Linked DNA regions of Homo sapiens: region 1 is linked to region 2. Evidence: chromatin loops called from intact Hi-C (ENCODE). Cell type or tissue: ascending aorta. All regions are shown on one strand. Each heading gives the region's core, and the rest is flanking DNA. Links, peaks and the distances in the headings are about the cores only. Region 1 overlaps ELMO1 (engulfment and cell motility 1). Region 2 overlaps ELMO1 (engulfment and cell motility 1).

Evidence for each region. A loop is a pair of places that touch in the nucleus more often than their neighbours do. Peaks named below come from ENCODE experiments on the same cell type or tissue, not always from the same donor. Only the 100,000 strongest peaks of a DNase experiment are listed, where the experiment ranks them.
Region 1: a loop joins it to region 2, with 2.3 times the contacts of the local background. A loop is called at or near these places in 8 of 110 quality-filtered maps.

What each region holds. Positions count from the first base shown.
Region 1 is chr7:37,028,052-37,036,386 of GRCh38, reverse strand. All of the region lies in intron 15 of ELMO1 (engulfment and cell motility 1), which reads left to right. Among named protein-coding and RNA genes, the nearest start is that of ELMO1-AS1, 34 kb to the right of the region's middle. RefSeq lists enhancers at 3,990-4,659, 3,494-4,693. In ascending aorta, for the core only: no CTCF peak of the experiment used is centred there; a DNase peak (open chromatin) is centred at 4,306; H3K27ac peaks cover 3,439 bases.
Region 2 is chr7:37,196,984-37,205,318 of GRCh38, reverse strand. All of the region lies in intron 13 of ELMO1 (engulfment and cell motility 1), which reads left to right. Among named protein-coding and RNA genes, the nearest start is that of ELMO1-AS1, 200 kb to the right of the region's middle. RefSeq lists enhancers at 102-1,301, 6,241-6,300. In ascending aorta, for the core only: CTCF peaks have their summits at 3,545 (motif pointing right) and 6,264 (motif pointing right); DNase peaks (open chromatin) are centred at 3,568 and 6,278; H3K27ac peaks cover 1,692 bases.

The DNA.
Region 1 (8,335 bases), core at 147-8,146, 170 kb after region 2:
AACAAATAAATAAATAAATTAGTAACAATCCTGACATTTGTATGATATTAAGCATCTTCAAAGGTACTTTGTATACACATGAGTTTGCTAGGGCTGCCATGACAAAGTACAGTTGACCCTTGAGCAACATGGGTTTGAATTGCATGGGTCCACTTATGCATGGTTTTTTTTTTCAATAAATAGGTTGGAAAATTTTTTAGAGATTTGCGACAATTTGAAAATACTCCAACAAACTGTGTAGCCTAGAAATATCCAAAAAATTAGGTATGCCATGATGCATGAAACATATGTAGATACTACTCTATTTTATCATTCACTACCATAAAATATACACAAATCCATTACAGAAAGTTTAAATGTATCAAAACTTAAACATTTACAGACCATACATGGCATCATTCACAGTCAAGAGAAATGTCAACAAATGCAAAGGTGCAGTGTTAAATCATAACTGCATAAAATTAACTGTAGTACATACTGTATGACTAATGGTTTCATAGCCATCTCCTTTTGGTGTTGCAGTGAGCTCAAATGTTGCAAGTATCTGCTTAACACACCATGTGATGGTAATCATCTCCAGATAAAGTTTTCTCTCTGGTAAATTGTGTATTACAGTGAAAAATGATCTCTCATAGTTCTCTTTTATTTCTCATCAAGTTTAGTGTAATCCTTTAAGCCTTGAATAACATCATGGACCCATAGGAAGTACCACTAATCATGCTGGAAGTGCTTCCAAGAAGCAAAGTCATGATATTATAAGAAAAAGTTGAATTGCTTGATATGTACCAAATATTGAGGTCTGCAGCTGCAGTTGCCTGACATTTCAAGCTAGATTAATCCAGCATAAGGACCATTGTAAAAAAGAAAAGGAAATTCAGGAAGCTGTTTCTGCAGTTATGCAGCAGGTACAAAAATCTTTCACTTTTTATGAAATACGTTTTAATCTCATACTGAAAATGCAGCTTTTGTGTGGGTGCAGAATTGCTATTAGAAAAGCATAGCTATAGACTTGAATATGATCCAACCAAAAAAGAAGTCATTCTGTGACAACTTAAAGCAAAAGGAAGGTGAAAGATCAAAATCTGGAGAATTTAATGCCAGCAAAGGATGGTTGGATAATTTTAGAAAGAGATTTATCTTTAAAATTGTCTAGCTAATAGGAGAAATAGCTTCTGCCAACAAGAGGAAGCAGATGAGTTCCAAACCGCCATTAAGAAAATCATTAATGGGAAAGGATATCTGCCTGAACAGGTTTTTAATGAAGACAAAAGTGCCCTATCATGGGGGAATGGAAAATGCCACCAAGGAATCTATTGGAAAGGAAGAGAAGCAAGCACCAGGATTTAAGGCTGGAAGGACTAGGTTAACTCTACTGGTTCTGGGCAAATGCATTTGGGTTTATGATCAGGGCTGCCTTTATCTATAAAGCTGCTCACTTCCAACCCCTGAAGGAAGGAGATAAACACCAGCTTCCAGTCTTCTTGTTGTACAAGAAGGAGCTCTGGACAAAAAGAACACTTTTTCTGGATTGGTCCCATGGATATTTGTCCCTGAAGTCAGGAAGTACCTTGCCAGTAAGGGACTGCCTTTTAAAGTTCTTTCCATATTGGACAATGCCCCTGCCACCCAGAACCCCATAAGTTCAAAATCAAAGAAACTGAAACAGTCTACTTGCCCCCAAACAACATCCCTAATTCAGCTTCTAGATCAGGGAGTCATAAGGACCAGTAAGGCTTTTATCTGGTTTACTTTATTGTAATAATACAATATATAATACATATAACATGCAAAATATGTATTAATCAACTGTTTTTGCTATCTGATAGGCATCTAGCCAACAGTAGGATATTAGTAAAGTTTTGGGGGAGTCAAAAGTTACACATAGATTTTTGACTGTGCAAAGGGTTGGTTCCCCTAACTTCCATGTTGTTCATAGGTCAACTGTACCACAGACTGAGTGGTTTAAACAACATAATTTTTTAAAAAAATCATGATTACAGAGGCCAGAGTCTGAGATCAAGGCATTGGTTTGTTCCTGGGGCCTGTCTCCTTGGCTTGTAGATGACCATATTCTCGTGTGTCTTCAAATGGGCCTCCCTCTGTTCATGTCTGTATTGTAATATCCTCTTCTTATAAGGGCACCAGTCCTATTGGATTAGAGCCCACCCTGTTGTCATTTTAACTTCACTCTTTAGAGACCATTTCTCCAGACACAGTCACATTCTGAGGTACTGGGGTTAGGACTTCAACATAGGAATTTGAGGGTGGAAGGTCACAATTTAACTCATGTTATTACACATTTTTTTCCCTCTGATCTCTCAACTGTGTGAAGTTGTGAGGAATTAGAAGTAATTCATCTCCTAAACGTATATCTGATTTGTACATGGGAATACAATGTAAGTAAGTCCACTAATGCTCTAATTTTTTTTTGGCACAGCACTGTCTCTCTTATCTTAAACCTAATTGAGAGAGTTACTAGCTAACTGTTCGCTTCCTCCCTTTATCTTCTGTTGTCTTTATTCCGCACCCCTGAAGATTCTGAACCACCCACTCCCTTCTGCCTCGGGCAATGAATAGTCTTTCTCTTAGTTTCCTCCACATCTCTTCGCAGTTCTTTAGGGATCAATTCTGATGATCTTAGTCTCCAGTATTCATGTCCCTGATCTCACATCATGGGACAGATTTGCCTTGCAATTTCTTTTCCAAATTCTGTATTCTTATCAGAAACATCTGTCATCAAAACACTGCATTTGCCTCATTTCATCAGATATTCAGTGTACCGGGACCCTTGTAGCCCTACTCCCTGGGAAGGGACATTCAGGCCTTGACATTGGAATGCTGGCTTGCTGGAAAGTTATAATCCAGTGTCTGTTTGGTGTATTTTTTTTTTTTTTAACACTAAACACATGGCCTAGACATTGGTTTTGCTTCATTTTCGCTCAACATTTATGATAATAAAGCTTTGTTTTCATAGATCACTTATCTCCTGAAAAATTCACACTGCCGTGAACACGATCCAGCCTTGCAGTGTGTCTCGGAGGTAAGTAGGTGGCAAGTATTTTTATCCCCTTTTATTAAAGCATAGGCAGAGCTCACTGCACAAGGATCCCCTGGAAGGGGGAACAATTTGGACTTAGCCCGTCTGCGCTCCTCCTGCTCCGTTTATTTGGGTACCATAAACCCACCCAGAACTGCACACAGAAGTGTCTCCTTTGCAGGCAGACGTATATGCATGCATTTCAATGGCTTCCAGGAGACAGCGATTATGGAATGTGGAGTCTGAATGTAAATGGAATTTGAGATGAGCCTGACTAGTAAATTATTCTGAAGGAAAAACACATTCAGAAATATGATTTTATCGCTTCTCGGCGTTTTGGCTAAGATGAAGTGTAGAAGTATGATTTAGATTCCACCCATCCTTAGGTGCAATTCAAATGCCAGTTTCTCTAAAAAATAAAGCCAACTCTTCCCCTGGACTCTCCAGACACTTGACCTGTCCTTACTTTGTGGTGTATAACTCACTGCACTTTATCTTGTTGCTCTCCTGGTCAGAGTCTATGCCTGATCCATCTCTGTGGATAAGTACTCAGAAATGTTTTCTGAAGTGGAATGAAAGGAACTAACCTCTGTTGTTTGTAACTGGCACAGAACCCAACAGTTTCTGCCAGTGACAGGTCATGAGCATCTTGAGGCATCCAGAAGATTGTCGTGGTTGGATTGTCCTCTCACTTTGCTTCATGCTCACTGCTTGACCACTGATTATTTTGGAGAATGTCTCTCTCCTTGGCCAAGGCTTTGGGTATTATAACCAAGAGAGGATGATCTAACCAGCCATTTTATCAACAGCGGCTCTGAGAGCCCAGCGTTGGGTGCCAGCCCTGCAGAGGGACATTGCGAAGTATCTTTATGTCCTTCGAGCATCCCTCCTTTCCATCAACTGGCAGGGTGGAGCAATAGCATCCAGTTACTGACCTTCCAGGAATAATGTGAGCATTGGATGTATTAGGCCTCCAAAGTATATCTGTGCTGCTCTGATGAAAGGTGCTTTAAGTAGGGTTGCTTGTTAAAAATAAGTAGTGCCAATTCTCAGGCTGCCCCCTGTGTTTTCCTTTCCCTTGCTCCCTTAGATGTTTTTCAAAGGTGCCAATAAAGCCTGCAAAACATGGGTAATGAAAAGGAAGGGAGAGCAAGTTCTTTTTGTCATAAGCGTGAACTGTGAGTCATCTCTTCTGAGTCACCGTGAACATACAAAGGAAGCCAATCAGTAGGGGTGCACTCTAATAGGATGTTTCTCCAATGACTCACGCAGGCCTGGAATGAGGAGCAGCCTGAATCAAGCCAAACAAGTATATTTTTAAATCTGGAAGGGCGCGCTTCCTGGTGCAATATGATGATCAGTCCTACACACTTACATGCTTATTTTAGCCCAGGCACTGAAATGTGTGGGCATGGTCTCCACGGAGCCTTCTCCTGTGGTCATGTTTTGTTTTGCCAGTGGGGAAGGATGTTTAATGATTAACTGTCACTATCAAGAATATAATATTTCAGTGCAATATTTCAATGTGAGGAGAAGAATAATTTTTGAATGTGGTGACTTCAAGAACTCGGCTCCATTGGGTAAGGCCTGCTTCACGTGTAAACATGCATTCCACAAACATTTTTTGAGGCCCTAAGTACTGAATATATAAAGACAGAGAAGGCGTAGTCCTAAGCCTCAAGGGTATTAGAATTTCCACAAGGAGACAAAAAAGCAAACAGAGCATTGGAAAAGTGGCAGAGGGTCAGATGGAGACACTTAGAAGGCTCAGCCTATAGAGAATGGGCGTAAAAGAATCCCCTGGAAGTGGGAACAACTGCTCTGGATTCTGAAAGACCTGCAGGAGTTACCACTGAGGAGCGAATTGAGATGAGGAAGGGTGATTAAGGCAGAGGGAAAAGCATGTATTAAGTCTAAAAGTCTTCCAAACAGTTTATGTTTTTCATTATTGTCTTATTTTCTCAAAATTTTGCAAATGCAAAATTTTCTTCTTTTCCCTTGGCAAATGCATTCTGGAAACATTTTTTCAAGCTGACCCAGAAACCATCTCATTCAGGGCGAGTCAGGGTCCGTGTTGTGAAGAGGCGTTACTTTATCTGAAGGATTTTAAGCAGAGGCTATACATGTGGCTATAGTTAGGTTTTGATGAGCTCCTCATGGAAGACAGTGAGGGAAATGGATCTGTCCCGAGACTGGGAGACCATTGTAGCCTTTTGTCTTAATCCGGAAGAGCAGTGATGAGCACCTGAACCAAGGTCAGTGGCAGTGGGAAAGGAAAGGAGTAAATATAATATATTTGTGAGATGGTGATTGAGAGAAGAGTCAACTGAGCAAAAATAGCTGAGATGGAGAACCTAGTAAGTTTGGATAAGCCATAAAGAATAGGAGTTATGTTTTGTCAATTTTGACTTTGAGGTGGCTAAGAGATGTGGCTAAGATGGGCGTGTCCAATAAGGAGTTGTCTGGAGCTCAGGAAACTATCTTGGTTCAAAATAGAGATTTGGCATCTATGAATGTAGAAGCTACAGGACCAGATTAGTCCTCCTAGTGCAGGAGTGAAGAGTGAGAAGAAAAGAATGGTGAGAAAAGAACTTTGGGCAGAAGGAAAACGAACAAAAACAAAAAACAAATCTATGAAGGAGACGAGAAAGAGCAAGGAGATTGGGAAGAAGAACAATTATCCAGGTATCTCTTCTCCAGTATTAGTGAGCTGATGCTTTTTTCCCCTGTGAGGTAGTAATGACTATCAAATAATTTTGAAGCCATTCATAAGGAATCCACAAGAGTATATACACACTCGATAGAATGTCTTTCTTACTAAGAACCATGTTGTCATATTGGGTATCTTATTGTACGTTATATTAACCATATAAGATATCCTGGGTCACTGCTATGTGTTGTAGAATAGTAAAAATGCTCTCTTGTTTTAGAGAATTGGCAAGTGTTTATAAAATGAAAGTTTCAGAATGCATTTGTCAGGGGAGAGGAAAAAAAAACAGTTTCAAGTATTAGTAACAAAATTGAATGACTAAGAAATGAAATAAAATATCTGTGAGGAATAGGAACAAAAATGCCTGAGAGTATCAACTTGCATTTCACATAGGAGGAAGTTCTGAACAATTTCATCAGTATTTTTCTTCCTTTAAAAGCATCTTATGTTTAGTCTCATCCTTAGGTTTTCATTAAGTTGTTTTCTTATCTAAAATGGTCTCTCCTTAGTGAAGATTTTTAAAAAGAGAGAGAGAGAAAGATGGCCGCCAAGAAGCTGGAGAGGAAAGTAGCCCTCACTGAATTTGGTTTAGGGCAAATTCTCCTGGAGGCAATGTCTGTGATTGGATTATAGCCACCTGAAAAGACTTGCAGGGATCTTATAGAACCTTCGGGGGTTGATTATCATTATAAGTCAGTAAGACTGAAGAAAAAAAGTAGCAGACATCGAGTATTACGAATAACTTAGGAGGAAACTAAGGTTTTAAAAAAGATCTTCACCCATTAATTTAAGACTCTAATTCTTCACAAACATACATTTCTAAGGCAGAATCTATACATGCCTCCATCCCAGTGGCCCAGGAATAAAAAAAGAATGTTTTATTCGTAGGAATACCAATTAGCTTACGATGCTGTGGAGAATGAAAAAGTAGACTCCTTATACCAATAACAAGAGTTTAAGCCTAATTTTATTAGGGCATTTTTATGGTGCAAATAATTTTTATTAACTGCAAAACCAGATTCCCTTCCAGGATGTCTGTATGTTCAATACATTCTGAGAGCACACCCTAGTGAGTATGCTGTGTTATACTCAAATTTATTTCCCAAAATACCACCAAAACACTAACATCTGTTGTGTTTGGTTGTTTTGGTTTGGTTTTGAGGCTCTTTCTGTGAAATAAAGAAATCCAGTACTTACATAATCTTCATAATCGCCGTGATTTTTTTTTTTTAAAGAAATCAGTGTGCATGGAATTGTTTGTAATGATTCAAACTGATATAATTTGGCTACTTACTGATGAGAGATTCTAAAACCTGAGACACCTGGGGTAATCTTTGATATGTATGTGATCAGTCAGGATCAAAGAGGCCTGTGGTCTTTTTATGTGAACTGTGGGCAAATTCACATCTCCTACTGCATAATGGCAGCAATTATGTATTTATTTAGCTTCTGGGCCAAGGAGACCTCTGAGTACACTGGTTGTGCACAGATCTGGTTAAGATCACAACCTCTGAAAGCTGCTTGCCTCCTGCACGTACGTCTGGCTCTGCCTCTCTCTGGCTGTGTGACTCGGGCAAGTCACTTAGCCTCTCTGTGACTCATTTTTCTCACCTATGAAATGGAAATAAGACCCAAACCTGTCTTATGGGGAGTTCATAGGAGAACTACATAATTTGATAATTGTAAAACACTGAGAACAGTGGCTGTTATATATTAAGCACTATATAAATGCATGGCAAGAAATAAATTGGTCTGATTAGCTTGATTTTCTTAATCTTTCAGGATATTAGCCTTTTATTAAAGGAAATGGATTTGGTGTCTTGTTTACTAAAATCAGAATGTACAGCCTGGGCAACACAGCAAGACCTTTTCTGTACAAAAAATAAAGAATCGGCTAGGTGTAGTGGCACATGCTTATAGTCCTAGGTACTTGGGAGGCTGAGGCGGGACGGTCGCTTGAGCCCAGGAGTTAAAGGATGCAGTGAGCTGTGATCATGCCACTGCTGTCCATCCTAGCAAGACCATAAGACTTTCTCTCAAATAATTTTTTTTTAAAGAGCAGGATTTATAAAACCAATAAACAAATAAGTAGTCCTTGAAATGAAAAGTCTGTGAATTGTCTACTTTTCTCCCCAGTAATATTAAAACAATAAAATTTCTATGGGAATACATGTCTGCCATGGATAAATTGGAAAATTCTGTGCTGTTTTATCAACTGTAAGGATTGCATGTCCAAAAAATTATGATAGTTGGCAAGATCAAGTCTCCATAAAAATGGTAGGTCGGAGGAAAAAAGAAGTGGAATCAACTGTTTTTAAAAATCACGGCAAATAAGCTTTCTAGAAAGTATTAACTTTCTGCCTTAAAAATTGTCCATGAAAGGAAATACTTCTCCAGTGAGCAGCAAAATACCGGGAATTCTGTACCCAAACTGGTGTTAAACCCTGGCTCTCCCTCTTGTTAGTTCTGTGAGTCTGGGCAAGATCCTTTACTCCTCTGTGCCTCTGTTTTCTCATCTGTACAATGGGGATGATAATAGCTGCACTAACTTTGTGGAACTGTTATGAAGATTAAATGAGAAAATACTT
Region 2 (8,335 bases), core at 54-8,053:
AGAGGCTCGCAGAAACAATTTAATATTGTTCCTAGGAGCAATGGTTCAGTAGTTGTTAACTTATTTGCAGCAACTTTCTAGGACATAACTACTGCAAATAAGAAGAGTCTACTATACTTGGAAGTCCCCAGGGAGCTTTTGGGCAGCAGTAAACTATGGAGAGGAGAATCCCAGAGGGTCCCGTCTGTGATAAGTGGGGAAGAGAAAGTCTGCTCTTAAATGGTAATGAGAGGTGAAGCCGGCTGGGCTTCTGGGTTGGGTGGGGACTTGGAGAATTGTGTGTCTAGCTAAAGGATTGTAAACGCACCAATCAGTACTCTGTGTCTAGCTAAAGGTTTGTAAATGCACCAATCAGCTGTCTGTGTCTAGCTAATCAGGTAGGGGACTTGGAGAACTTTTCTGCCTAGCTATAGGATTGTAAACGCACCAATCAGCACTCTGTGTCTAGCTAAAGGTTTGTAAACACACCAGTCAGCACTCTGTGTCTAGCTAATCGGGTGGGGGACTTGGAGAACTTTTCTTTCTAGCTAAAGGATTGTAAATGCACCAATCAGTGCTCTGTGTCTAGCTAAAGGTTTGTAAATGCACCAGTCAGCATGCTGTCAGAACAGACCAATCAGCACTCTGTAAAATGGACCAATGCGCTCTCTTTAAAATGGACCAATCGGCAGGATATGGGCGGGGCCAAAGAAGGGAAAAAAAAGCAGGCCACCTGCGCCAGCAGCGGCAACCCCTTTGGGTCGCCTTCCATGCTGTGGAAGCTTTGTTCTTTTGCTCTTTGCAATAAATCTTGCTGCTGCTCACTCTTTGGGTCTGTGCCGCCTTTATGAGGTGTAACACTCACCGCGAAGGTCTGCAGCTTCATTCCTGAAGTCACCGAGACCAGGAACCCACCAGGAGGAATGAACAACTCCAGACATGCCGCCTTTATGAACTGTAACACTCACCGCGAAGGTCTGCAGCTTCACTCTTGAAGTCAGCGAGACCACGAACCCACCAGAAGGAAGAAACTCTGGACATGTCCGAACATCAGAAGGAACAAACTCTGGACACACCATCTTTAAGAACTGTAACACTCACTGTGAGGGTCCATGGCTTCATTCTTGAAGTCAGCAAGACCAAGAACCCACCAATTCCAGACACATTTTGGCCACCCAGATGGGACCATCGCCCATCGCCAGGCGGTGAGACTAATGCCTATTGCCAAATGGTGAGTACCGTCGGACCCCTTTTGCTTGCTATTCTGTCCTATTTTTCCTTAGAATTCGGGGGCTAAATACTGGGCACCTGTTGGCCAGTTAAAAGCGACTAGCGTGGCTGCCAGACTAAAGACACACGTGTCAGGCTTTCTGGGAAAGGGCTCTCTAACAATCCCTGACTCTTCGGAGTTGGGAGCGTTGGTTTGCCTGGAACCAGCTTCTGCTTTTCCTGTACTTCTGGGCTGAGCCGAGGGTCGACAGAGAGGAAAGCCATTCAGCTCTGGGATCCCAACAACAAGTTGGTTGACCCTGCAGCCATGAGCAGAACTCTCAAAGGCATGTCGTCCAAGCAGACTCGCCCATCTATCCTATCTATTCTGACCCTTGCCGCCTGGGTCCTAATGCCTGCCAGACAAACTTCCTCTCGCCTCTCTTCTCTGAGGCTAGTCCCACTTCTAAAAAACCACTCCCTGTCTCTGGTGCTTTTCTAGTTTCTCCTATAAGAATTATTTCTAGTATAAACTCCAGGACTCTGTTACCTTCTTTAGGTGCCCGGGCTCACCAATCAGAAAGATGTAATTTTTGCCCAAAGCCCCATTGTAGGGGGACTATCTGGAATTTTAGGATCCCTCCTCAGACAATCAGGCCTAACAAAAGCTATTCCTGAAGCTAGGATATGGTGAGCCTCAGAAATTGTATCCTTCCTATTCATATAAGTGAGGACAAAAGACATCACTCTTCCAACTCTGGAGATCCCTTCCCTCCCTCAGGGTACGACCCTCCACTTCATTTTTCGGGCATAACATCTTTATAGGACATGGGTAAGGTCCCAATACTAACGGGAGAATGCTTAAGACTCTAACAGGTTTTCGAGAATGTGTCAGTAAGGGCCATTAAATACAATTTTGCTCAGTCCTCTTTGTGGTCTAGGAGGACAGGCAAGGGTCCAGGTTTTCGAGAATGTGTCAATAAAGGCCACTAAATCTGACCTTCTTGGTCCTCCTTGTGGTCTGGGAGGAAAACTAGTGTTTCTGCTGCTGCATCAGTGAGTGCAACTATTCTGATCAGCAGGGTCCAGGGACCGTTGTGGGTTCTTGGGGAGGGGTTGTTTCTGCTACTGCATTAGTGAGCACAACTATTCCGATCAGCAGGGTCCAGGGACAGTTGTGGGTTCTTGGGGAGGGGGAGAAACAAACCAAAACCATGGGCGGTTTTGTCTTTCAGATGGAAAACACTGAGACATCAACAGGCTCACCCTTGAAATACATCCTAAGCCATTGGGACCAATTTGACCCACAAACCCTGAAAAAGAGGTGGCTCATTTTTTTCCTGCACTATGGCCTGGCCCCATATTCTCTCTCTGATGGGGAAAAATGGCCACCTGAGGGAAGTATAAATTACAGTAAGAAGGAAAAGCTAAATAATTTCTACAGATCATTCAGTACTGCTCAGTAGTACCATGTTGGAATTCACAGGGGAAGTATTATAACTTACTGTGTTTCAATTCATTTATTTTAAAGCCAGAAACTGCCTTGAAATGGCTGCTATACCAAAATACCGCATCCCCAAAACCTGGTGAATTCTCAGAAAAATCATTCTAGGTGAAGAGAAGCCAGTCTATGGTGGACTTGCCTTATATTTCAGCACCGATCCCAGTGTGATTTTATCATAGGCTTTCATCACTAAGAATGTGGTGCAGTCTCTTGGAGTACAAGGACAGCATTAGTAAGAATCTAGAATACATTTATGGGAATTGGAGAAATTAAATTTTGACATTCACTTAATTTTTGTGGTATTCTCTTTTTGCCACAGAGCATCTCTGGAAAGCACAAGATAATGCAGGTTTTTGTCAATCGAATCACTTTTCCCTATATCCCTTATTAATAACTGGGATAGTATTCTGAAACAAGTACTTTGCTTTCAAATACATTTTAGATTTAACCCATAAACCTAAAAGTAAAATAACAGTATATTTAAAAACACACATTTACTGAAATCTTATACAGTTATAGCTATATAGAATGCAGGAGGTCCCGGGGTGCTCTGCAGGGAAGCTCTGCCAGTCCTAGCCAGTCCACCAGACCCAGTCAGCCCCTTTCACCTGAAGGATCCTTGGGGGACATGGGTAAAGGGATTACCTGGGATGGTTCAGGCTGCATGAACTCACAGAGATGTGCCTGTTCCTCAGGGACCAGATCTTACACTGTCAGCCTCCTTGACACTTTGATCAGACCGGACTCTCTCTTTTCCTATCTGAAATGCTGCAGACCTCAGTTCTAATAACTTCTGAGGCATCCCTGGCCCCAACAAGCCAGGAAATTCCTTAGTGAACCAGAGCAGAAATAGCCACCAGATGGCGCAAACACACAGCCATTGGCTCTCAGCCAGTCCCCTGAACTCTGGCTGACCAGCTGCTGGGACATTCTGTTACGTTGCAACCCTGCTTATAAGCCTGAAACGTTTGAAGTTGTTTAAAGTTTAAAGGCCAAGACAGGGGTTCTTGGGGTCTCCTTAGAGGGCTCTAAAGCTTTCATCAGGACCCGGTAGGAACTAGAAGCATTGTTGGATGTGCAACTGGCCCCCCTATTAAATGGGATTTGCCTGATGTTCATGGCAGATGGGCTTTTTCCCAGGACCTGAGTCTCCCAACTCTCATTCCCAGTTATTTTTCCTTACTCTGTCATGAAAGTATTTTAAGTAGGGCAAGCAATTTTTGCTTTCTGCTTTAACATGGAAATATAGGAAAGAATGCACTGGAAATGGAAAGTCTATGAATGTTGGCTGTAAAAACAATAATAATGTATTTGGGGGTTGAAAGTACTGTCCCATTATTAAAATATGTGACAGTAATAACGTGAGGAGGGCAGGGTAGTAAAGGGAGTTAAAGTGAACCAGCATTGGTGGGGAGTTATGCAAAGCTGTATGGGGAAGTTTGATCTGACTCTTGACATGTGGTTCTCAGGTAAATAGAATCTTTTAGAATCATTTTTCAATTTTTTAAACAGTAGCCATTTCTGGAGCTGTATGTTCAGAGGTACTGTTGAGATTTCTGTTTTAATGGTAGGGAGCATTCGAGCCTCTTGAGCATTCTTTTCTTTTTATCTCTAACTTTTCTTTCCTCACTCCTAAAAATATTAAGGGGAATTTATTTTTATTTGTATTTTTTTTTTTTTTATTGAGACAGAGTCTCACTTTGTCACCCAGGCTGGAGTGCAGTGGTGCGATCTCGGCTCAACTGCCTCCTGGGCTCCAGCTATCCTACCACCTCAGGACCACAGGCGCTCACCACCAGGCCCAGCTATTTTTTTGTATTTGTGGTAGAGACAGCATTTCACCATGTTGCCCAGGCTGGTCTCAAACTCTTGAGCTCAAGCGACCCACCCGCCTTGGCCTCCCAAGGTGCTTGGATTACAGGTGTGAGCCATGGCGCCTGGCCATAAAGGGGAATTTTAAAAGGGAAGAGAAGCGAAAGTGGGTGGCCTATGAAGCTGCTGATGGGTCAAGCAAAAACTGTCAGGGAGTTTGGTTGCACACTTCACTGATTGGCAGGTGGGCATCCTTTTCAGGTGGCCCATTCGTCACAGGTGAAGAGAGGATTGCCAGCACCCTGCCTGTACATGTTCAGGGTTGCCTCTGTGCTGTCTTTCTTGGATGCTTTTGGTCAAATGACAGAGAGAATGGCATGCACTGTCTTCATGTTTAATTTTATATGCAGAGTTGTCTTAAAGTTGTAGCTGCTAGTTGGGCACAGTGGCTCTCTCCTATAATTTCAGCAGTTTGGGAGGCAGAGGAGAGAGGATCACTTGAGGCCAGGAGTTCAAGACTAGCCTGGGCAATAAAGTCACACTCTTGTCTCTACAAAAAAAAAAAAAAAATTAATTAGCTTGGCCTGGTGGCATGCGTCTGTAGTCCCAGCTGCTTGGGAGGCTGAGGCAGGAGGATCTCTTGAGCCCAGAAGGTCAAGGCTGCAGCAAGCTATGATTACATCACTGAATTCCAGCCTGGGCAACAGAGCGAAACCCTATCTGTCTGTGGGGGGATAAAAAACAAGTTGTAGCTGCACATGTAGGAAAGAAAAGGTTAGCTTTGGAAAGCTCTCTTGAAAAACTGAAGAAGATCAGGTTTATTTCCTGTCATTGAACCAAGTGAACCAAGCACATTAAGTCATGGGGCAGGGCCTCTGCACAGTGGGCTCTTCTCAGATAACTCAAGGTCTCGTGGGGCCATTTCCACTTCAGTGTAGCATCATCATACTTCCTAGGGGTGCAGAGAGATCAAGAACTCCCACTTAGAATACTTGCAGATCTTTCTTCTGTGATCCACCTTTGCTGTCAGCTGCATTGAGAAAGGACATCCAAACTGGTGCAGTGGGGCCCCTAAGGACAGTCCTAACACAAGCTCTCTGTCACTGTCTCAGGTGAAGAGTTGGCCCATGTTTTGCTCTTGCTGCAAGGCATGTGCTGTTGCCACCATTTCCATCTGTTTGGTGACTTTCGTATGGGATATGTTACTCCCTTCTTCCTACTCCGGCATGGGGAGGGAGCAAGGAGGAGTACTTATTGCTGGGAGTAATCTAATTTCAGAAGCACCCATGACCTGTGGACTCCTTCTGAAAAGGGGATGCATGAATAATTGTACTTTTAAAACTTTGTTTTGTTTTGAGACAGGGTCTTGTTCTTTTGCCCAGGCTGGAGTGCAGTGGCATCATCATGGCTCACTGCAACCTCCACCTCCCACCTCAGCCTCCCAAAATGCTGGGATTACAGATGTGGGCCACCATGTTCAGCCCGTTTTCATATTTTTAGAGGAACTATTTTAAGGGAAAAATTTTAAAAACAAATGACCTATGATTCATTACCATGATAATACTTGACCTTCGTTCTTCTTACTTTTTACGGTAATTAACTTTAACTCCAGACACAATTTCTCAGGAATGGTTATTGAACACCAGGTGAAGAGACAGGTTTCTTCCAGTCCTGTTTTTCCAAACTCCTTTCCTATTTAGCACGCATTGTGGTGCCTTAGGAGGGACATTTGTGGGCAGTTAGGGTTGAATCTGTTCTCTGGTCCACTAGGGGGCGCGCCTATCAAAGGCATGTGTGTGAGAAACTCTGCAGGCTGATGGCACTTCAATAAAGAGCAGCTCTGATGTGTTCATGAAGTGGAGGACTTAGTGGGGACTCTTCTAAGTGGGTAAGTTTAGCAGGTTCAGAAAAATGCTTTTCCAGCCAGAATCTTCCTCCTTCCCCCTTTTAGCTCAAAATCTCCAATAACTCTGTCCCCTGGCTGTGGCGGAAGGAGAGGCAACATATTAAACAGTGTCAATCCTTCGTCCCTGAGTGTATTGTGCAAACTTCCTTGGCATCCTTTCTTTGCACATGGCGCTTTGGAGCAAAAGGGCACCATCCAGCAGGTGCAAGGGTGACACATAGGGAACCAAGGGCAAAGAAACGTCAGGGTCTCGTAATGTATAAGCAAGTCAATTGTGTTTGAGGCTAATAAAACATAGCTTTTACGAGTGCAGCCTTTGGTGCCAGACTGCCTGGTTTTGCATCCCAGCTTCATTGCTCATTAGCTGTGTGATCTTGAACAATTTACCTAAGTGTTTCTTGCCTCATTAGTGAGTTGGATATAGTCGTATCTCCCACCCAGGCTTGTTATGGACATTAATGAGTTAATTGATGTTAAGTTCTGAGAAGCCTTGGCATGGAGCCAGTTTTAGTAAGTTTTTACAATTGATGATTGTCATTTGGATCTGATGGTGGAAATGAGTCTGCAGAATGCATTTACAGTAACCCAGATGACTGGGGACATTCTTCATTTGACTATAACCAGCTGGGTCTGAGAGTAGAAATACATGGCTTCAAAAACAGTTAATTGTCAGGAGTGGCATATCCCAAAGTCCATGAATTCTAGAGAATTTCGTAAGAGTGCTTAGCAGTGCAGGACTTTTATACCCCTCAAAGAGCCTCTTTAGTGAAGGAAGCGGTGGATTTTTTGCTCTGTATTTTTGCTACTCAGGAATTAGCATGTAGGCACATGGCCGAGGATGTCCTTATGCTGCCTGCTCTTGTGCAGATTTTCAAAAGCAGATAAGACTCAAAACCACAACATATATTAAATCAATATTACTGTCCATGACAGGAAGCATTTTTCAATTGGATGACTCCATCCACGATACCCTTTGGAGAGTGCCTTGGACCTAGGCTGGACAGTGCTAGGACAGAGGACCACCAGAGTCTGGCAGGGCTGAGTGGTGATGGGGTCCTGGTACCTGGGAAAGGTAGTTATAGGCATCCAGCACCTCTTCCTCTGATGATTTTCTGTAGGTGCTTGTACTCGTGATTTTGCCTCTAGTAGGATCATATCAAAGCACCCCTGAGAATCATGCTGGTTATTCTGGGGTGCAGGCAAGAGAGGGAAGGAATGACCAGTTAAGAGTCCTGTGATCCAGTTACCTGCTTCCCATTGACCTGCTTTTGATGGCCATCAATCAGCTCCACGCAAAGCTAGCATGCCTTCTATCTTTATCCTTTCTCCTGAGACAGTGTGCTGTTGTGGTACTTTTTATTTTGTTTTCCATTTTTTCAAGTGGTGACTATTTGTCACAGTGCCCTTCCTACCTCTGAATTCAGTGTGATGTGACCTCGGGAGAGGAGGTGTGAGCACGACGTCCAGACTCGGACATGTCTGTTTCACGTCTGCCGGGAAGTAATTTTTATGCTGGGAGCTGGCTTCATGGCGTGGGATTCTAATTCTGGGGATGGCATTTTGTATGTGTAGGAAGACTGTCAAAACCTTTCCAATGGGAAGGGACAAGAACCAATTTGAGAATCACATGGTTACATAAGAACTGGCCCTGTGCGGGCATCTCTGCATACTTCCTGCACTTGTTCATTCTGAAGACGAGAGAAAGAGGAGCAGGAAGAATCTTCCATGAACTCTGCAAACCTACAAACTTTCCAATGAGAAGTGGTGCACACTCCCGAGATGGTGCTTGGGACAACATGGTTAAAAGGGTAAGGGGTATTTATTAACCCTTTGCTTTCTTGTTATTCCTGTCCCTCCTCTTTAAATGTTTACATTACCAAACTGGCTAGACTGCTGAGAATCTATCATTTTTAGGTTGCCTGCTA